2 separate regions of the Mus musculus genome follow, and region 1 is linked to region 2. The links are chromatin loops, found by intact Hi-C in ENCODE. Cell type or tissue: heart. All regions are shown on one strand. Each heading gives the region's core, and the rest is flanking DNA. Links, peaks and the distances in the headings are about the cores only. Region 1 overlaps Atp8a1 (ATPase, aminophospholipid transporter (APLT), class I, type 8A, member 1). Region 2 holds the start of Shisa3 (shisa family member 3).

The links. Hi-C counts contacts between places; a loop is a spot of excess contacts. Peaks named below come from ENCODE experiments on the same cell type or tissue, not always from the same donor. Only the 100,000 strongest peaks of a DNase experiment are listed, where the experiment ranks them.
Region 1: it touches region 2 in a loop (6-fold over the local background); 7 of 42 quality-filtered maps call a loop at or near these places.

The regions. Positions count from the first base shown.
Region 1 is chr5:67,721,467-67,732,837 of GRCm38, reverse strand. It overlaps Atp8a1 (ATPase, aminophospholipid transporter (APLT), class I, type 8A, member 1), which reads left to right. Exons shown (of 37, transcript NM_001038999.2): 21 at 585-669; 22 at 2,907-3,046. Among named protein-coding and RNA genes, the nearest start is that of Gm46914, 24 kb to the right of the region's middle. In heart, for the core only: CTCF peaks have their summits at 4,850 (motif pointing right) and 8,477; no DNase peak of the experiment used is centred there.
Region 2 is chr5:67,602,371-67,613,741 of GRCm38, reverse strand. It overlaps Shisa3 (shisa family member 3), which reads right to left and starts at 5,859. Exons shown (of 2, transcript NM_001033415.3): 1 at 5,058-5,859; 2 at 1-2,706. The coding sequence starts at 5,334. The coding sequence ends at 2,267. In heart, for the core only: a CTCF peak has its summit at 6,098; a DNase peak (open chromatin) is centred at 5,631; H3K4me3 peaks cover 2,610 bases; H3K27ac peaks cover 1,467 bases; H3K27me3 peaks cover 5,527 bases.

The sequences.
Region 1 (11,371 bases), core at 1,264-9,263, 120 kb before region 2:
TGTCCCTGGAAGGTTCTAAAGCTGGGTAAATTTTATGCACATCCTGCAGCCACTGAGACTCTAGCTCAAGGCAGATCTGCATAGGACAGACCCTGTCAGGTCAGCATTTCCCAACGTTCCCTGAGTTCTAGACCATTCTTCCCTAAGTGCTCTGTACATTACACAGACATCCTCCCACCTCCACTATAAATGTTGGCCACCAGGCCCAGTTCCTTCTCTGTTTTTTTCCAGCCAATTCTAGATGACTTGGAATTCTTACTGAAATATAAACATGTGAAAAGTACTCCCATACTGCTGGTGGAATTATCACAAGAAAAACTGTGATAGTCTCTGCAGACCCAACCGTCCAGGCCAAGCTGCATTTTCTGTCTGTGTTTGATTGATTCCATGGATGCAAAACCCACAGGGCCAGCCGTCTTCCTTCCTGTCTTTGGCGAGTCCTTGTTACTCATAGACAAAAATATTCAGTGCTTTAAAGGAAACACTGGGAGATGTTTGCACAGCAACCAGTAATGTGGCTGATCTCGATCTTATTAAATTCGGGATGCTTAATTAATCCACCAAACCTTCTGCTTACTTTCCAGGACACAGTAATTTATGAACGACTTGCAGAGACCTCAAAGTACAAAGAAATCACCCTAAAACACTTGGAACAGTTTGCTACAGAAGGTGAGCATGATATGGAAACAGAACAGGATTGACAGCTTCCAAATGCTGACACCATTGCATACACTAGCAAGATTTTGCTGAAAGGACCCAGATATAGCTCTCTCTTGTGAGACTAGGCCCGGGCCTAGCAAACACAGAAGTGGATGCTCACAGTCAGCTATTGGATGGGTCAAACGGCCCCCAATGGAGGAGCTAGAGAAATTACCCAAGGAGCTAAAGGGAACTGCAACCCTATAGGTGGAACAACAATATGAACTAACCAGTACTCACCCCCCACCCCCCGGAGCGCTTGACTCTAGCTGCATATGTATCAAAAGATGGCCTAGTCGGCCATCACTGGAAAGAGAGGCCCGTTGGACTTGCAAACTTTATATGCCCCAGTACAGGGGAATGCCAGGGCCAAAAAGGGGGAATAGGTAGGTAGGGGATTGGGGGGGGTGGGTATGGGGGACCTTTGGGATAGCATTGAAAATGTAAACGAGGAAAATACCTAAATAAATAAATAAATGAATAAATAAATAAATAAAAATAAAAAAAAAAGAACAGGATTGAAACACAAAGAAATCATAGGCCTTTGATATTTTGCAAGGCTATTGGCAGTTTTACTCCATTGGTTATTGGTGATAATTTAGATATTCCTATGCTTAGACATTCACACAGTTTTTCTTAAAACACAAAACAAAACAAACAAAAATTTAAAATGCTGAGAGACAAGAGACCTTGTCCCCATTTGAAGGAGTCAGGCCTTTAAATCTGTGCCACTTTTTAGAATGGATATCATCTAAATGCTTTACCTTGCATCTCATGGAATTTGCTAAGGGAAATTTAAAACAAAAAAACAAAAAAACTGAGCTTTTGTGATCTGTATAACAAGAAAGAAATGGCTACATATATGATTACATAAATATTATTATTATTAAGCCCCACTACATGCCAGTGTCTATCTAAGGCCTTGGAGTCTGTGGTAAATAACATCATCCCTGTAGCTGGCCTCCTGAAATACATGATGGTGTACGAGGCAAGCAATACAGGGTCTAGGGAGCCGATCTGGTGAGTGGGAGTGGAAGTCATTAAACTTCTCAGCCCATTAATGCAGAATGTATAGAATCTTACCACAGCATTTGATTGCTAATCAAATCTAATCTAATCACCAGTCTCCATTTTCACTCCTGTTGCATGGCCCTGCCCATGTCGTTGTTTCCCCATAATCAAGGCTTGAAAGGATAGGAATATTTTTTAAAGACATAGTTAGATAGATAGATAGATAGATAGATAGATAGATAGATAGATAGATGGATGGATGGATGGATGGATGGATGGATGGATGGATGGATGGATGGATAGATAGATAGATAGATAGATAGATAGATAGATAGATAGATAGATAGATAGATAGATAGATGCTTCTGAATATAAGGTCATGATTTTCTCCAAGTTCCCAAGAATGCAAGAATTCAGACGTCTACAAGCCCCTGGCCCCATATGCCAGGTTTGTGCTGCCCAACATACAGGCCTTGCATGTTTGGGGAGGTGGTCTTAAAGTCTGGACACCTCCACTCTGGTTAACAGTATTACACAGGTTCTAGTTCCTCTATTTCAATTGGCTTGGCACCCCACCCCACCCCTAATCTCTATCCCATTCCTTCTGACCTCAGGCTGAAGGATATTTCTGCTCCATTGCAAGTAAGCTTCCAGCCAGTTTCCAAATGAGGGAAAGAAACCTGTGCTGTAATGCAGTGCCTCAGATTAGGTTCAGCGGAGCGATCCAGTCGTCAGTAGCTCTGCTCTTCTCTGCCCCCTTCTCAGGAGGTAGAGCTGTCTTGCAGCCAGTGAAGGGGTGCTGGGGAAAGGAAGGTAAAATGGATAGCCTGTGCAGGGAACCCACGTCTGTCACAGGAACTGGGTGGCCCAGGAGTATGGTGAAATGGATGCAGGGCGTTAGCCACACTCCAGGTTTGGGACTTCCATCATGGGGAGCAGCTTGCTAAGATGAAGCTTTTAGGAAAGTTACCCTACATGTAGATGAAGGGTTCGAGGGTCTGGGAATCATGAGGAAGGTGCAAAATTCAAAAGCTGGGAGAGCATTCTAGACATTGGATACTGAGGTTTTGTCACAGCTAAATGGACACATCAGCAAATTGTTTAAAACTCAGTGAGACTACTCAAAATTGGGTCTTGTTAAATAATGGGAGCATCAGGCTAGCGACGAAATCTATTGGGTGTGCTGCCTTTTACAGGGCTGAGGACTTTGTGTTTTGCTGTGGCTGAGATTTCTGAGAGCGACTTCGAGGAGTGGCGGGCCGTCTACCACCGCGCATCCACGTCGGTACAGAACAGGCTGCTGAAGCTGGAGGAGAGCTACGAACTAATTGAAAAGGTGCGTGGAACATTGTCACCTTCAGACAGTGAGTGCGTTTCCGCAAATGTCCATTCTTTGCTTGGGGACCAGTAAAGTGCGAAACCAGTATATGTAAAGGGGTAGTTGTCTAGGGGCTTGCCGAGTTCCTTTCGTGGCATGGACCAGGAAGGACAGAAGGTAGACCTATAGAGAAAGATCTTTACCAGTTTATTTAACAGTTTAATGCCTTCAGGATGGGAGGTGCCTACGGTTGAAGTTCTCTAAATGGATGCTGGTTCGGGTATGTTATAGGGCTCCCAGGCCTCTCCTTTTCCCTTCCTGGCTCCCATGTCTTCGAGTTCTTCGCACAGTACTTTCTGTGATTATGAAGCTGCCAATCCAAGGAGCCCACTTTCACCTTTCCTATCTACCTGTGTTCATCTATTTAATGACAAGCCTTATGATCGAGTCTCGCGATCAATAAATTAATACATCTTAAGATAGTCTAATAGCTTTCTGAAAGGGCCCAAGGACTAGCTGTTATTGTATGTAGATCTTCGCTGTTTTGCGTCATGAGTAGGTTCTGAATACAAGCAGTCTCCCGCTAGTGTATCCCATTGCTTCTGCACCACTGAAGACTTGGGTCAGGTACACACAAAGGCAGCCACTTACTTAAGCACATGGGGACATCTGCACAGAGGCAAGTGTGCTCACACGGACACATACATATGCAGACGCAGACATGATGTGTCTGTTATGTGTAATTACTATGTTTATGTAATATGAAATGATATAGCTTTGTGGATTTGTAATAAACTGTAGTAGAACAGTCAGCGGCCTGGTCCTTTCTCCTGCACTCACTTGGGCTGTAACTACTTACTGTGTTCCTTTATGATCTCTGTCAAATGCCTGCATTTTACAGTTAAACAAAAAAAGCCTATTCGGGCTGACAGCGGTAGATATCCTGTGACTGAAGCTGCATCTGGAGCGAGAATTCTTGTCTCCTTAATTAACGACAACCAACACTTTGTGTAGTCCTTACTGTGTGCCTAGCGGTACAGTGGCACTTTCGTCTGTTGACATGTTTAGTCCTTTTGAGGAACTAATTATCCCTATTTACAAATGAGGATACCCAGGTAACAGAGAGGCTAAGACACTAGACCAAGGTCACAGAGCTCAAAAAAGGATTATCAGACAGACCTCTGTGCTCTAATGTATCTAAGGGCCTTCACTGTAGCTTAAACTTGCCAGTCAGTCTCTGCCCAGTTACTGGATTCCCTCAGTGTCTTACCTGTGTGCAGCATGGGATAAAAGGAGCCTCTGAGGTGCAGGGAGCCTCCGAGGTGCAGGGAGCCTCTGAGGTGCAGGGAGCCTCTGAGGTGCAGGGAGCCTCTGAGGTGCAGGGAGCCTCTGAGGTGCAGGGAGCCTCTGAGGTGGAGCTCTCTGGATCTTGCCAGCAGGTGGAAAAGCTGGCATTTTTCTCCTCTCTGTTAGGAAACTTAGGTACTTCCCATGTTGGAAGGCAAATGGGACTAAGACCTCTGAGGACTAATTCGCCTTCGCTCACACCCTCCCCACACCCTCCCCTTCATGGAACACTAGGGAACATCTTACTCCAGCAGCAGGAGGTTCTTCTCAGACACATGTAATTGCTACATGTAACTCAAAGTATGCTCCTGTCTCCATAAAATACTGTAATAAGTTTAGGGATGATAGCTTGTTTCTTACATAAATTATGGGATATTACATGTCCCTTATACTTACATATTATTTAATAATGCACATAGATGATACACATCTATGATTAAAAACTTTTAACTGGGATACACATTCAACCATTATCCAGCAGATGGCGATCATGAGTTACATTAAAATTTAAGTTTCCTGGGCCCCTTAAATAGTATACAAATACAGATACCTCCTAAAGACTGTCCCTTATAGGAATGAAAGGGGGAATTTAGAGCTAACTGATTTTTAACATTCGTGGTAACCCTCTTGTTGTGAAATCTGTAATGTAGAATGTTAGGGAGACAGAGTCCCTTCCTCAGCCTGCCTGTTCCAAGTAAGAACAGCATTTTGTATGTGTTCCTACTCCAAACATAGGCCTCTTTAGAGACCACTGTGGTCTGCCCAGATTCCCTAAGTGAGGAACTTGGAGGAAGGTCTGAAGGAAGCTTTGAAATAGCTCTGCAAAAAAATATTTTGCCAGTTAGCGAGCAGTAGTATTTTCGGGACTAGGCAGAGTCCTTTGAGGATGGCAGGGCTTTGTATGTGTGTGTACGTGTGCATCTGTGTGTGTGTGTGTGTGTGTGTGTGTGTGTGTGTGTGTGTGTGTGTGTGAGTCTGAGCGGGATGGCTCTGCTGTTGGTCTGAGGTTCCCCTCTGTTAAAATCAGCCGAGTTGGCATTCAGAAGATGTGGTTACTACCTTTGCAAACAGCCCAGCGAGACACCGAAGAGACCACCAGTTCCAGAGACGTTTCACCTGGCTGTAAATTTAGCTGTCACGGCCTCCGAGTTCATCTTTGTCTGAGATACACTGGCTGTGCAATCTGTTCTTTATGACTTTGGAATCCATTCGCATGTAGACAAGTACTATTGGACTGCATGTGGAAAGACGGTTCATTTCTAAACCCTGAGAGCGGTTTTCGCGTTTGCTTTTGCTTTTTAGAGCAGAGTCCATTTCCCAAACAAAACATTGGTAAATCATATTCGCGACTGATGAAAGCTAAGCTGCTCCGGTTAGCGTGAAGGGTAGAGAGGAGCGGCTTCAACTCCTCCTCTGCCTCCACCGTGCCTCATGGTGGTCCATGAGGAGCCTCCCAGGACTCCGGGCACCACTGAGTGCAACATGAAAACTGTATTATGTTACATCTGTGTGTGGGTGTTTTAGGACTGTGCTTCTTAAAAGGATCAGAGAGCATCACTGTCATGCAAGATGCTGCCGAGTATATTCGAATGAGTGACACATGGTGCCGTACACACAGTAATCACATTACACCAAAAACATTCTAAAAGTGGAGAGATTTGGAGAGCTTCTGCTAAAAAACAATATTTTTAATATATGACAGAGTAAGTGAAATTTTTATAGTATAATTAAACTTGTGGTTATAAACTCTCATATCCCTCCACTGTTTGTCCAAACCAGAGACTTGGTTTTTAAATTTGAGTTAAACCCCCTCTTCCTTTGGGAGTTATAACTCTTACATAAGCTTGAAACTATGTGGCCAGGCGTGGTGACACACGCCTTTAAGCCCAGCACTCAGGAGGCAGAAGAAAGGGGACGGCTGTTTGGAGCCAACCTACTCTACATAGATAGTTCCAGGCTAGCTGGTGCCACATAGTGAGACCCTTTCTCAAAGGGTGGGTGGATGGATGAATGGATGGATGAATGGATAGATGGATGATAGATTGATCCAAAAAGGCCACATCCAAGAGAATACTGCCATTCATCCTTTACTGTGACACTGCTCCTTTTCTTCCAAGACATCCATGTCTTAGAATCCACTGGCTTTACTCTCCAGGGCCATGCCACAGAGAATAGAATGTGGGAGGCTTAAAACTGTCCCCGATACTGTCCTCTCTGTGGACAGTTATCATTAGAGAAGATTTGGGATTTAGCGTTTATGGTGTTTGGGTGCTAGTGTTTGCATTCCTATCATAGACTCTTCAGAATAATAAAAACTTCTCATACCGTGAGTTGTTTCTAGAGTAGATTACTAGTACTTAGTTACTGAGTATAAGATGAACGGTGGCGTTTATTACTGGGAAAGGCCAAGTTTCTCAGCCGTTAGAAAGTAGAGAGGATTAAGACACGGAGGGGCTGGCGCCCTGACAGGTCCTCCCCGCTGTCTTGACCCACTTTGTGGTCCGCAGCACCTCCTCTTCTCTTTGTCACCACCTGAGAGAATTTACAGTTGTCTCATTTTGCAAACGACAAACTCACCCTGTTTTGCTGCCCTTCGCCTCCTTCCTTGGGAGGACAGGCACTATATTCAGAGTCAACCTTAGTTCACCTTACGAAGAAGCCGCTTCAGGTGTGCGCTTTGCTTTGAAAAAAACAAAAACAACAGACTATTTTTAAAAACAAACTGAAGTTTTTGATCCATTTAATTCTATGGATCAGAAAGGATTATAAGTAATGATAATCAGGAGGTTTGGAAGTTCTGGTGGTTGTCTCTATGAAGTTTCTCTCCTGCTTACTGTAATCTGCCTTTTTAATTTTATTCTAACATTTGTAAGGCATGTAAATTACTTCTGCCTCATCCTCATATGATGCCGCTATATTCCTTTGAAATTAACAGGACACAGGCCTCTGGTTTAACCTTCACGTAATTAAGTTAAATCATCGGTCGAAATTTGTGTGTTTTCATAGTAGCTATAGGGTTTTGGTTTTTTTTTTTAGTATTTATATTAATTTGCTTCAATAGGAAAAAATTACGTCTTTCACATTGCTGCTAAATGTAGACGCCTGCCGTGCAAAAGCAGGTCATGTACTCAAGAGTTGGAGAAAGCCACGCGAGATGCAGCATATATACAGACTGAGCCTGGAGAGGCACAGTATTTCCCTGGTGACAGAAGTTTTATCTTTTGTTTCAAGTTTTCAGTTGGGAAATATGCTTTTCAAAATGAGCATTTTTTTTCCATCTGTTGACATTTCTTTTCCAAAAACAGATTATGGGCCAGAAGGTCCTTTATGAGCAGAGGAGTGAAGTCAGAACGCTATAACTTTGGTATCATCTCTCCTTTGTGATTAACATAAATCGCCTGCTAGACTGAGGCTTCCTGCGAGCGGTGACTGTGTTCATCACATTCCTCACTCTGTCCCGGTATTTGACTATCTGGCCTGTGTTAATCACTCAGTAAATATTTGACGAATAAATGAATTATTCAGTCAAGTAAATTATTCAGAAACTAGAGCCTCGTAGGTGTTTTCCTAATGAGAGTCTGCCCCCTAGCTCGAGTTTTGTGTGTGCTGACCTGGGTTTCCAAGATGGCGCCACTAAGGATCAATTTAGGAGTGTGTTAGGAAACGAGGAGGTAATTTTTATGCCATTCATTCTTTAGAAATGTAGGCGCATTCACTTTTTTAAGTGCTCTTCTCATGTTACTTATATATAAAAGGAGGAGAAGATGCTTGGAAAAAACTCAAAAACAAATATGTTGAACTCTGATGCATAAGGGGCCCTAAAGCATAGTAATGGGAGCTAAGCAAAAACCTCTGCTTTCCTTTTAGTGATTGGAAAGGAACAGCACACTGACACACACGTACACACAAAGTGCAACTCTAACCAGGGATAGAGCCCTGGACACTGAGACAAGGTATTAAGATAGTATATTGAAGTCATAATCTTTTTTATTTTCTCCTTTATCTCCCTTATTTTCCCTCAACATCTAGTTGATATTTTGAGGATGTTTATAGATTGCCTCCATGTGGTGCAATGCAGACCAACCGTGACATCCATGTGACTGAGTCCAACAGCCTTGTGCCCCTTGTGGCATGTGGCAAGAAGCGACTTAAGAGTTTCCTAGAGGAATTCTGAACTTAATAGAAAGCAGGACTTTTCTTGAATGCCAATGGCTGCCAGGTTCACGGAGACTTCGGAATCACAGTGGAATGCCTCCTCAGATAAAACTACCACGTCTATTCTTAGTAGCTGCAAGTGCCACTTCTCGTTTGTACTAAAAGCTGAGTGAAGGTTTACATGGTGTATTGGGGACTGTGCAGTTGAGAATCCTGGTAGTTTCTGGTTTACTCCTTGCTTGAGAACATCTGCAGCTTGTCAGCTCATCTGCAAGTCAGTCCTGCCCCTTTCTGCACAGTGTCTAACCTTCATGTCCTCTACTCTTCCCCTGATTGGTTTGTTTGAGTTTTTTTCCTCAGTGTCAGAAATCAAACTCCAGGCTTCACACATTCGAGTCAGGCAACAGTACCACTAACCTCAACTCCCAGATACCCTGAGTATTTAGTTCAGGGATCTCTAAAGTAAATGTACGAGATGGTCCGTTAGGATGGTCAGAAAAATGGTGGGCCTTCTGATCGATCGTTCATCTCATCTTTTTTGTACTTTCACAATGCAGATCAGTTTTAATATTCTGAACAAGTATGTCATTGGGAGATGCGTCATTGTCTTCGTGAAGGATTTATTGCTGTGAAGAAACTCAATGACCAAGGCAACTCTTATAAAAGAAACCATTTAATTTGGGGCTAGCTTACAGTTTCAAAGCTTTAGTCCATCCATTACCATCATTGTGGGAAGCATGGAATCATGCAGGCAGACATGGTGCTGGAGGACCCAAAAGTTCTACATCTTGATCCAAAGACTAGAGGAGGCGACTAGAGTCCATACTGGATGGAGCCTGAGCATAGGAGACCTCAAAGCCCACCTACACTTTTCTGGAGGCCACACCTTCTCCAATGAAGCCACACCTCCTAATAGTGCCACTCCCTATAGCCAAGCATTCAAACTCATGAATCTATGGGGGGGGGGGGGGGTATACCTATCCAAACCACCCAGTCATATTGGTTAAAAACTACTCAAGTTTTTTTTCCTCCTATACTACACAAAAAGTTTGGGATGCTCTATCTAATTTCATCCCCAGAAGAATACTATCAAATCAGTAATTTTACTCTCTTCTTGCTGTTGTGAAAGTAGGATTCCCAGGTAGCTTAAGTTACTCGCTATGGGATATATCCATGTTGTCAGCTGGCAGAACAGGGATTGAAAACAAAGTTCTGTCTTAATTCCAGTCTCATGGTGAGAGTCTGTATGTGAGGCTGCCAGGTCGGTTGAAAAAGAAAACAATATATAAAAATATTGGAAACAAAAAAATGAAGCATAATAAAGTGTGCAGTTGTATAATCATTAGACCAGCATTTGGGGTAAGAGTGGGCTCACTTGGGACTTCTCCATTTAGTAAGCGAGGCAGACGATACTTTTTGTAGTATGCGCCTTAAAAATGGACATAACAATTTTCATGATTTCCCTTCAACTTGTGATCTTAGAGTACCCATGATTTCCTGCCATTTCTGATCCCGTGCTCCCCTTTTCTGGTGAGAGTGCTCCTTTCTTACCAGCTCTCCTTGGTGGACTTTTCACTCTGGGCATGGCTGGCGTCTGACTCAGATAGGATAGATAGATATGCTGTTTTTTTTTTCCTAGCCACACCCAAATCGCTTCTCAGAGCCTGATTCTTTTTCAACTGGGTGTGTGAAGTTCTGGCCTCACTTGCCAAGCCCTTGGGTTTATGAGTTCAAATGGGATTTCTGTGGTTCAGAAGAAAACATCAAGTCAAAGCCTTTTTCTTGGCCTTAGAAGAATGACCCAGTTGCGTGATCTCTCCAGAAGCATCCAGCAAGCATTCCTGTGAATTAATGTCCTTAGTTTTAACGCCCTAGCCCAGCTTGAACTAAAAGGGAAGAAGTAGGAGCTCTTTTGTAAGTGAAACCACAATGTGATGTGCTGAAGGATGCTGAGAAAAAGAGGCCCAGAGGCCGGTGCCTGCACAGTGCAGACCACAGAGGAGCCTGGCTGGCTTTGAGAACCAGCTGTGGTACGGAACTGAGAGTCCCAGGCACAGCCGGTCCCAGGCACAGCCGGTCCCAGGATCACTAAAGTTCAAGAACAGTGGTATCTTAACTGGCATCTGTGCCACTGTGGTGGTACCCACCGCCTACGCCACGTGGTGACAGTCAGGCGGCCTCTGGCTATTTCCTATGTTAGGTGGATCATGGAGATCCAGCTCAAATCCTCATGCTAGCTCAGCAAGCACTTTATCAATGGGGTGTCTCCTCAGCCCCCAACCATTGCATTCTTTTTTTATTTAAATTTTTTTATTACGTATTTTCCTCAATTACATTTCCAATGCTATCCCAAAAGACCCCCCATACCCTCCCCCCCACTCCCCTACCTACCCATTCCCACTTTTTGGCCCTGGCATTCTACATTTACACAATGGAGTACTAATCAGCTATTAAAAGGAATGAATTTATGAAATTCCTAGGCAAATGTTTGGACCTGGAGGGCATCATCCTGAGTGAGGTAACACAATCACAAAAGACCTCAAATGATATGTACTCACTGATAAGTGGATATTAGCCCAGAAACTTAGTATACCCGAGATATAAGATACAATTTGCAAAACACATGAAACTGAAGAAGAACAAAGACCAAAGTGTGGACACTTTGCCCCTTCTTAGAATTGGGAACAATCACCCATGGAAGGAGTTACAGAGAAAAATTTTGGAACTGGGACAAAAGGATGGACCATCTAGAGACTGCCATATCCAGGGATCCATCCCATAATTAGCCTCCAAACGATGACACCATTGCATACACCAGCAAGAGTTTGCTGAAAGGACCTT
Region 2 (11,371 bases), core at 1,102-9,101:
GATGTGAGCACTCGGTGAGTCACTCAACATCGGTGCGCCTAAAGAATGCATTCTGTTCTCCAAAGCAGCAGGAAACAGAAAATACAGCCACTGACAAACTAGAATCGTGCTTAGCATGGGAGGGGGCATTTCCATACTCTAGCAGGCACTGTGGAACTGGGTATGGGAGGGTGAAATTAGCTCAGTCACCTCTCTGTGAGTCCTTCAGAGTCTACTGAAGCTTTGATTCTCTCTCTCTCTCTCTCTCTCTCTCTCTCTCTCTCTCTGTGTGTCTGTCTGTCTGTCTGTCTGTCTCTCTCTCTCTCTCTCCCCCTTCCACTCTCTCTCACTCTTGCTGCTCCCTCTGGCTCTTGTTCTTGCTCTCTCTCCCTCTCATTAGCACACTGAATGGGTTTATTTTAATTACAGGTATATTGCCTGTAATTCATTTTTTCAACAACTAAAGGAGATTACAAAATAAGAAACATTCACCACACTTAGTAGGACCAAGAATCAGCACATTAAAGCAGGGTATGACGTCACACAACCATAACCCCAGTATGTGGGTACAGGGGTGCTGAGGCGGCGGGATCGTGAGTTCTAGAGCAGCCTTGCTATGTAGGGACACTCTATCTCAAAAAGAAGCTAAATAAATTTTAAAGCAGGTGCCAATCTGGTGTTTGAGGCATTCTCTACACACCGACTCCAGTATTAACTTGCTGTAGAAAGTTGAACACTTTAGTCTTTTCCTCCGTTTCCAATTTTGTAAGATGGTAGTTACAATACCTCTGAGTTGTTTGGAGGATTGGATAAGTTAACACACAACTGCTCAGCACTGCACTTGACTTGTGTTAGAACAGAGAACTCAGCGGAAGTTAACTTAAAACTGTCAACGAAACAGGACAGAAGAGCTACTACAACCAGGATGGTGATCCCGTTGTGTGGGTTTGAGCACAGTCTCAGACATTTGTTCTTTACATCCAATTATCTCTTAAGTTGATTTTTATATAATCTTGAATACTTGGAAGAAAGACCAGATTTGCATGTGGAAGAGAGAAGCGACTGGAAGTTGGCACCACTCTAACTTCCTGGCTAAGGAGCAATGCCTTCGAACTGGTTTTCTCTGACCCTCAACTGGAAAACAAGGGAGCCAATTAACCCTCCTCTACCTCTGTTGACTTGGTACAGGGATACTGAAGGTGATAGATGACTGGATGAATTTCAAATCAAGAATCCTGATTTGAAAACCCCAAATAGAGTTCAGGAAACTGGATAAATTTATTTATTTATTTTCTAGCCTGGTCCTTATGTGTCGTCACCAGACATCAAACACAGTGGCACATAAAATGTGGAATACTGAATGCTTACACTAATGTCTCCCCTCCCTTTGACTTCGAGCAAAATTACAGTATGACTTCTAAATAATTAGTACCGTCAATGTGGTAAGTAAATTAAATTACAAATCTTCACGTTTATATATAATTCTTTGTACAAATAAATGTTTTAAGACCCAATTGTCCAACTTCTATTTAAACACTAATATTGCTGAACAAAAAGTCTGCAATAAATATTCCCTCAGGTTGGCGGGGGAGGTGTTTTTACCTAGAATCTGGGTTGCAACGCATGTCTGAGTAGATATTTAAAACTTTAATCTGGGTTACAGCGCATGTCTGAGTTTATATTTAAAACTCTAAGCTTCCCAGGTGGTTAGTGAAACCTTGTATTTTGGAAAAAGAAAACTCATATTTTAAAACAAAGTTTGTTATTAATTTAAGAAGTAACTGTTCTCATCATACTAATATTGCTTATAGTTAGGTTGCTCCAAAAATTATAAATAGGTAGTTCACTGGCCCTTCGAGTTTACTTAATAGTTAATTTTTAAGTGAACCTTTATAATTACAGTTAAGTGTATGTCCTTATTTATGTATATATTTGTACTACAATTCAACTCAGGAAAAGGAACACAGGGTGTTTTTCTACAAAGGGTAGATGAATTGTCTGGTAAAATATTTTCTTTCAACTTGCAAACTGAACATCAAGCTGCTGACTATTTTAACAAAAGGTGACTAGGTTGTCACGTTCGCCATGATTGCTAAGTCAGACCTCCTGTCATTGTAGCCAAGAATCTCAAGACCAGAAAGTGCTGAGTCTTTCCAGCCCTTTCTTCCATGAGCATGGTGGGTTACCACACATCTCTTCAGAAGTGAGCGTGGCTTGGCCGAGACAGCAGCACTCCACCTGGCTGGCTGCCGTTTCCCTGTGTGGCCTATTCACAGCCATCGCCCCGTCAACTGGAACTGAAATCTGGACAGCTCTTCCCAGGTAATGGGGGCTCCTGCTGGAGAGGGTATGCAAAATACTGGGGTGATACCAGGAAACCGGACGGTTGGGTTAGGTGTATGGTGTGACCAGTGGTGTAAGGTGGGGGTGATGAGGGCACCAGGCAGCTTGGCTCAGCCCTGGCAAAGGAGAACCTCCGCACAGATCCTCCCGTGGAGCTGGAGCTGGTAGCGGTGCTGGACTGCCTGGAAGCTGCTCTGAGGCTGGTGGAGGTGAGGATCATGGGCAAGGTCTCTGTCTGATAGCTTCGGAGCGAGAAGCGGATGGGCTGCTGAGAGGGCTCCTTGGGTCTCAAACAGGTGCAACAATAGATAGCCACTAAAGAGCCCAAAATGATGAAGGCGATGAAGATGGAGCCGACGATCAGGAAGGGGACATAGACAGGTTCTAAAAGGCAAAAACAGACATACACAGATGCTGGGTACAAGTCACTCAAACCCTACCCTCTGCTCTGGCCTCTTAGAGACGGGAGGCAGAGGCTCATCATGGCTGTCAGCTTGCCTGTGACTGGCAACCCCCAAAGTACAAACCATGGTGATGGAATGCTCTTGCTACTCCTAGCAGGGAGGAAGCAAACTGGTGCTGTAGCCTCTGTTAGCAATCAGCCATCATATTGAACATCTGGAGGTCAGAAAGCCTATATCGTCCTCTTGGTGCACTGAAGGGAGAGGGTAAGTTTGGGGGATCACCATGAATGTGCATTTAAATCTAGGTTTTAGGGGTTTGATCATGGTGGGACACTTAAAGGTCTAACCCATCTCCTAGACTGACAATCCATCTCCTGTCCAAATGCTTCCTGTCTAAGCCAGGAGAACCAAGCCTGTTGAATGAAGCCCCGGGGTGTTACAGAGCTCTAGAAAGAGCAGGAGAAAGCAATCCACAGTGAGCCCCAATTTACTGTGTCTCCCACCATCTCACAAACCATCAGTCCTGACTCCAGACATCATACCTCTGTGTCTACATTCCCACCCACAGAAAGAACAGTGTGTAGTTCTCAGTACTGGTGACCCAGACTTCTTTCTGAGCACATCCCCAAGGCAGAGCAAACAAACTCTCCTTTGCTTCCATCTCTAAAAGGCAGATAGAAATAAGGCTTTCTTTTCCAGAGGTATCAGGGCAGCTGCCTTGGTCTCTCCCCTGTGTGAAAGAACCACACTGAGAGGCAGGCTCCAGCTTCCGGGCAGCAGACTGGACACGTGGGTTTACTAAGGCTCTCGAGCCTGATTTTCTGTATCAGGTTGAACTTTTATCACAGAGGCCTTGAGAGATAGCAACTCCCTCTTATCCAGATATAAATACATATATTTTCTAAAGACTCAGCCAGGGTAGGACAGGTAGCAGCTACCCATGGGCTGCTAACTGTGAGCTCTTCGGCATCCCTTACACCCCCCACCCCCCTGTCTCCGTCTCTGTGTGAGTACCAGTGGTATAGAAGGCCAGGTGAAGTTGGCCTGCACTCCCTGTGCACTGGAGTCAAACAGCTGTATGCTACTGTCATCAATAAACTGACTCTTTGATGGCAATATGCCCGTTTTAAATTCGAAAAATGGCCCAGCGTAGTTAAGTCACCAGAGGTTAAAGTGCTGGCAGGAGGCAGAGCACTATCCATCTGGTTTGGCCTGATCTCAGACTCAGTAAGTGGGGAGAATGCTCCAATCCTCTAGTCTCTGTTTTGGAGAACAACCCCCCTCCCGACTCAGGAGGCAGGCTTAGCATTGCCTAGAGAAGCAGAGAAGTTTGGTTTTTCTAACATGCTAAGATAGCCCTGAGTTCCTGCTTTCTGCTATGTAGTCTAGAAACTACTTCCCAGGTCCTCAGAAGTGGGCTTTTTAACACTCTCCCCTCCCCGCCAAAATTAAACCCCAGAGGAAAACCCTGTTTGATGCTGACCCCTCCCTCCTCTCAGTTATCATTTGGACGACAGGACCTGCTTCTCTCTCCCTGTCTTTCTGGGGATCAGAGTGTGCAGGCCCCACACTGCCACCTCCCAGTCCTGGGGAGACACAGGCTCTCAGCTCCACACACTTCTCGGGTTTCCTGGCAGTAAAACCTTCGCCTTGAGCCTTAAAAGGTTTCCCTGATGTTCCAACTCAAGTGGAAAACTTTTTTTTCAAGGTGTAAATTTCCTCAGCTGGGGTCCTGATTTATTCACCTCTTAAGTGAGCAAGTGGACAAGTGAGCGGAAATTTGACCCGTGTTTTCCGACGTGAGAATAGGGGGCCTGAGAAATCCCTGTGACCCGGAATTTTAAATCCTCACCTCCAAAGACTTGGGTGTTTCTGAAAAGCGTGACAATAGGGGGTGGACTAGAGAGGGTAATTGGATGCAGAGAATTGTAAGGAAGTTGGAAGAGTGACGAAATGCTACTACTCGACAAAAGAAAATAAGGGGGTGATCAGAGTCGAGTTCCCTGGCACCCGCACTTCCGGAGTTCCCCCACTTGACCAGAGCGCCCAGGAAACCCAACCTAGCTCCAGCTGTCTACCCTAGAAGCACCAGGTTCCCGCCAGACCAGCAGTTCCTGCGAACCCTTGCAAACTTTCCCTAGGGCCGAACCATGGGCATCACGTGCAGCCGGGACCCAAACTGCAAAGCGATAGGACCCCTGACCTGAAATACGATCACCCTCTTTTTCTTCAATCCCCAGACCCAGAGGTGGTCCACTTTGTGGCCCGAGCTAGTAAGGCGTGCCTGTGTCGGGTGGGCGAGCCATGTCCGCCCAGGGATGCCGCACTTACGCGCGGTGATGCCAGGATGCTCCAGCTCTCCGCGGTCGTTGGTGCAGCCCCCCTGCTCCAACCTGGCGTCGGCTGCCGCGCAGCAGTAGCGCAGCGCACACGAGCCGCAGCAGATGGTGGCGTCCTGCGTGTCGAAGTCCTCGGGGCACTGGAACCCCTCGTGATAGTTGCCCTGCGCGTCCACCCAGCCGTGGCAGTATTCCCCAGGCTGCTGCGCGCCCGCCGGGCCCCAACGTAGCAAGCCCACGAGCAGACAGAACGCCAGCAGCGCCCCCATCGCCGCCCCGCGCCCGGTGGCAGCTGGAGAATCCGAGGGCGGAGCCGGAGCTCCGGGGGACCAAGGTTCCGCCTCCCCGAGGCACCACGCGGCCGGTTGACCTCCCGGTCAAGAACGCGTTCTCGTGGGTTAGCAGCGGCTGGGCAGGAGGCGTGGGCTGCTCTGCGGGCTCCGCTGGCCGGAGGACAGCATGGTGCGCGAGGGTGAGGGGACCAGGGATCGCGGGAGGCCACCGCGTAGGCTGCGACTGAAGCAGCGGCCGCCTTTAGCCAGGCTCATCGCGCTAGGAGCACCCGGGGCCAGGCCGCTATTCTTGCGGGCCGTCGAGCCCTGAACGACCAACTCCAGGGCCGGGCAATGTCCCAATCGTGGGCTGTCGCCCGGTACCCGGCAGAGCCGGGAACTGAGCTTGGCTCTCCACGTGCAGGTCTCGGGGACCAACGGCTAATTCCGCTCCCGCCCCTGACTGTCACGCAGGCGGGAGACAGCCCAGTCGCGGCCAAGTGCAGAGGGCCTGGGGTGGCTGACAGCTCTGCCTGGAGGGCGTCCCTTAAAAAGGCAGAGGGAGGAGGAGACTCGAGGGTGAGGAAAGTCCGCCCTCCGGGGTCGCCGCGCGAGCTAATCACAGCGGGTGCACCGCGATGCGGTCCGCACGCCCGCAGGTTCACGCGCGTCTCCCCTCCGCCCCCACCCACGGCGCTACCCCGGGCCTTGGCGGTGACCCCGAGGGGACCAGGCCGAGCCTGCCACCTAGCTGTCACATAGCCAGGGGAAAACCTGCAGAAGGATGAGGAAGACTACGGTCCCGCTTCCGTCCACGCCTGCCAGCTCACGAGGGGACTTGCGCCGCGCTTGAGTTCCACGGGTTTCTTTTAAAAAACGAGCGTGGCGTCTGAAGTCCCCTAACTGTTCTGTCGGCTTGTGCACAGACTCAGTTTGTCCCTGGGCCGCCGATTCTGAGGATTCGTTCGATTCCGATAACCTGATTTTTAGGGTCACCAACATTTGCACCTCACTCCCACCCCTTCACCCCTCCTTTCCAGCTTCCACGAGTTCACGCTCAGGCGCCTCCTTCCCGCACCGCTGAGCCGGCGCCGGGGAGGACCCGGGTCAGCCCCGCCAGCCTCACTTCAAAGGCCAGGATTTCGGTGTTCCGCGCCCGCAAAGGAAATAAAAGAGCAGAATTAATGATAATCGAGCCTATCTGAACTTCTGTTCGGGCAAAGAAACACATTTATTTAAATGATGTGTCCCCTGTGGGCTGTTTGCAGGGCATGGCTCCTCTAGCCGAGGGAGAGCCTTGTGAAGCCAGAGTTACGTGAAACCGGTGCTAACCTCAAGACTTTATTTTTATTGCAACCTGTGTTTCCTCTCCGGGGTTTATTGGTTCGGTACGTGTGAGGACGTTCGTCTCAGCCACACGGTTTGTCAAACGCTTTGAACACCCTGTCACCGATTTAGATATTAGCAAGTCTCCTGAAACAAATGGAAGAACTTGTCAGAGCACCGCCAACACAAGTATACGCGGTCAGAAGTATTTATTACACCCGCAGCTTGCCCACGGTCCCAGAGGCTTCTAGAAAAACTTCGGTGCTGAATAAAACGGTTTATTTTTAAGTATCTAAATTAAATTCCATCCCGGGTAAAGAACCACTCCTAGCTTCAGGTCTTAAATATTGAGATTGTTATTTAAATATAAAAATAAATACCCAACACGCCACTACTGAGTAGGACTGTGTAAAATTATAACTGCATTGCTCCACAATAAATGTTTGGGGGGCAATAATAAGTTATCAAACTGTTAAGTAAAGCCAAATTACATTTAGGCAAACAAATTTCCTTAACTAAGAATTTAATTGAAGCATGTGGAGTAGAAATTTCGTGGTTAATGGATTTTTATTTATATAGGAAAAAAAATGCTGTCACCGGGCTTTCAGGCTGCTTAAAACAAACAAACAAACAAACAAAAAACAACAAAAAACCAAACCAGTTTTTTAGGGGCAGCAGGGAGGTTGGTTTTGTTTTCAGGAAAATAAAGAGAAAAAGATTTAAAACCACAGCAAATATGAGCTACAAGGATCATAATAAAATAATCAAACTCGAAGACACACTAACGCTTAATAACTTTTCCAGAGCCACACTACTTAATATCTTTTTTTTTTTAAGTTACGATTTGAGGAATTTCATTACATCACAACTGTGTGAAACTGTACAGCAGCCACGGCCCCTCCATCAGTCCCCCAAGGGTCAAGTTTCCTCCTTCTCCAGCTGTTCTTTGATAGCGTTAATATTTTAAGGAGTGATTTGTTGGCACTTCCCTCCCATTAATTACATTTCTCTGTGCCACAGAGGGGTTCTTTTCCCTGGGACACTGGCTATAATTAATTTCCTCATTTAGAGCCCTTGTCTATTTGACTTATTCAGAGGGTGCTCTGCTCAAATTTAGTTGGATGATATTTGCTAATGGAAAATAACCAAACTTCTAAATAAGTTGATACTCCATAAATCTGAGAAGTTGCAAACACTAAAACAACCGTGCATTGTGCTTTTCTCTCTTGCGTCCTGGATCCAGACTGATTTCAGGTTACAATAAGCAGCCCCTCAGGTTAGGAGAGGGACGGATAGGTGAGGGGTGCTTGTGCTGAAAGATTCCCTCAAACTTTACACATTGATAGCCTTTAAAGTCATAAACAATGCTCTCAGAAAGATATTTGCCTCTTTGTGGGCTTACAAATATCTGCGATTTCAAAGATTTTGTTTTTATTTTCCTAGTAAAGATTTATAAGTCTCCAGAGACTCCCTCCCCAAAGCCTTTGGGAGAGTGCCCTGGAGAAAGGTGACCAAAACTCCACACCCACAGTATCATGTACATGTTTTAGACATGTTACATTTCTCCCTGTCTCAGTAACAAAAAGCCCCTATTTTTGTGAATAACACAATCTTAAGAAATCACTTTCCCAGCCTATTCTCTCTTGTGGTCTTCAGGAAATTTCTATCGGAAATGAGCTACATGGTATGATGTCTAGGGTTTTTCTTTATTAAACACTAGAAAGGTGGGGGGGGGGAGTTCAGGGGGGAAGGAGAGGGAGAAGAAAAAAGGAAAAACCCAGAGAAGATGAGATGGCAGCAGGCTGATAATTTCAGCTGAGTAAAGGGACGGTGGATGGCAGAATCACAACTCTGTTTTATGCAGAAATAAAAAAAAAATAAACCAGCTTCTAGCTATTATAAATAAGGCTGCTATGAACATAGTGGAGCATGTGTTCTTCTTACCAGTTGGAGCATCTTCTGGGTATATGCCCAGGAGAGATATTGCGGGATCCTCCAGTAGTACTATGTTCAACTTTCTGAGGAACCTCCAGACTGACTTCCAGAGTGGTTGCACAAGATTGCAATCCCACCAACAATGGAGGAGTGTTCCTCTTTCTCCACAATCCTCACCAGCATCTGCTGTCGCCTGAATTTTTGATCTTAGCCATTCTGACTGGTGTCAGGTGGAATCTCAAGGTTGTTTTGATTTGCATTTCCCTGATGATTAAGGATGCTGAACATTTTTTCAGGTGCTTCTAAGCCATTCGATATTCTTCAGGTGAGAATTCTTTGTTTAGGGGTCTGCAACCCTATAGGTGGAACAACAATATGAACTAACCAGTACCCTGGAGCTCTTGTCTCTAGCTGCATATGTAGCAGAAGATGTCCTAGTCGGCCATCACTGGGAAGAGAGGCCCATTGGTATTGTAAACTTTATATGCCCCAGTACAGGGGAAAGCCAGGGCCAAGAAGAGGGAGTGGGTGGGTAGGGGAGCAGGGCGGAGGGAGGGTATAGGAAACTTTTGGCATAGCATTTGAAATGTATATAAAGAAAATATCTTTTTAAAAAATGTTCTTTAGTACAGAGCCTTTTGTATTACAATCTCTTTTAGGTTTTAGACTTTTCCTTATGTTCCTCAGATACAAGCATCCCAGTAAAACCTACTTGGTCCATTTGGTTAAAAAAAGAAAAAAAAAAAAACTGCACACTTTCTCTGACGTCACTATTGATAAAATGCAGGCCCTTGAGTTCTACTATATTAGGGTTAGGGTTAGGGTTAGTCCCATAAATCATAGATCGGTACTGTAGCCTCCTTTATCAAACTTTGTTGTTTGCTTCTCTCTCTCTCTCTCGTATATTCCTTTGGATATATAGTAAGTGGAGAGAGAGAGAGACAGAGAGACAGAGACAGACAGAGACAGAGACAGAGACAGAGACAGAGACAGAGACAGAGACAGAGAGAGAAGAGAGCTTAACATAGAAAGGGCTGAGAAACAAAATATGCTAAAGAAAGAGAAAGAAACTCCACAGGGACACCCCATCATTGAAAAGAGGCCCCTTGGCATTGCAAACTTTATATGCCTCAGTACAGGGGAACGCCAGGGCCAAGAAGTGGGAGTGGGTGGGTAGGGAAGTGGGGGGAGGGACTTTTGGATTAGCATTGGAAATGTAAATGAAGAAAATACCTAATTTTAAAAAAATGTTCTACAGAAAAAAAAAAAATCAAGCTTTGATTCAGGAAGCTCTCATAAACTACTTGCATTGACCCGGGAAAACAAAGTTGTAAAAAACAAGTTAGCTGTGGAGGTGGGAAGATCTATGCCATCTCGGAACTTTTTGGCATTGTGATGTGTTTGCTAAACCCTTTAAATCCCAGGCTGTAGATTATCCAGAGCCTTCTTTTTGTTTTTGTTTTTAAATCATCATTCCCTAAAATCATGACTCAAGAATAACAAAAGTTTTTTAGCAAAACAACAACCAATAGTTTCTTAACTCAAGCCCTTGTCTGGAGTGTTTTGTTATCACTTCCTTTAACTCCTTTCCTGGTGACCTAATGAAATTCTTTTCTTGGGTCACTCACTGTAAATCTTATCCCAGGCCATTGTAACCCCGAGTTAATTGAAAGATACTTTTTTATTTTTTTGAGAGTTGCAGGATCTCCTACTTACCACTAAAGTATATAAAGGTCCCAAGAAATAGAAGGTATTCTCTCAGACCCCGGAGACTGGTCCCCAAGGAGGTGTTTATTGGACAGTCAATTTCTCATGATTGATTAAACATGTTCTTCCACCTGCCCAGAATATCTGGCAGCCTCGGCCTTGTCATTCATAAAGAGAAGGGATTACACACAATGCCCTCGAAGCAGAGTGTGAGTGAGTGAGTGAGTACCTGGGGACCTTGTGGAAACAGATTTGGGTTCTGAGCACGTACAGAGGCAGAGCCTGCGTGTCGAAGGAGCTTGTGGGTGAAGTGGTGATGCTGAGGTCAGCCGCTACACTGGGGACAGTTCTCTAAAGCCCTCCTACTGTCCTCTGCCCTTACACCTGGACTCAGGTGAAGTACAGGAACCAAAACTGCATGTCCACCTAAATCCCGTCTCCTTTCGGGGCCGCCCTCTGGGCCCTGGGTCTCAGTCAGATATTCTCTCCAATTGTCAGCCACAGAAACCACCTCCTCCCTATAAGAGGCTCCAGGTGAGACTGGTCAAATTGTGTGTACAGCAACCATAGTGTACGAACACATGCAGGAGCAGTCCCCATTGGGTAAGACAGACTCAAGAATGGGGAGTTAAAGGATGGGAGGAGCCAGTAGCACAGCTGTCGACTCTTACCTTGCCTTGACAAACGTTAGAGTGGGTCTGTGGCCCGGTGCATGGTAGAGGTTCCATAAATAGTCAGAGAGGAAATGGGTGGCTAAATAAACGACAAAATGAATGTTTCACCTTCGTAATTCTGTAGCACTTACTCCATCCACACTGTAATTCCACGTCAGGGGCATCTGTCTTCTCCATTAGTGTAAGGTCTTCATTACTGTAGGTTGGGACACAGGGGAGTGGATAGCACACAGCAGGTGTCTAGTAAGTGCTGAATGAATGACTGGCCACACCCCGTCCATGCCTGCTTGAGAACTTTTGTAACTGACTGGCAGGTTTTCATAGCCGTGAAGAAACCAGAAAAGAATGGGGCGCGATTCCATGACAGAGGTGATACAACCAAAGCTTCGTGA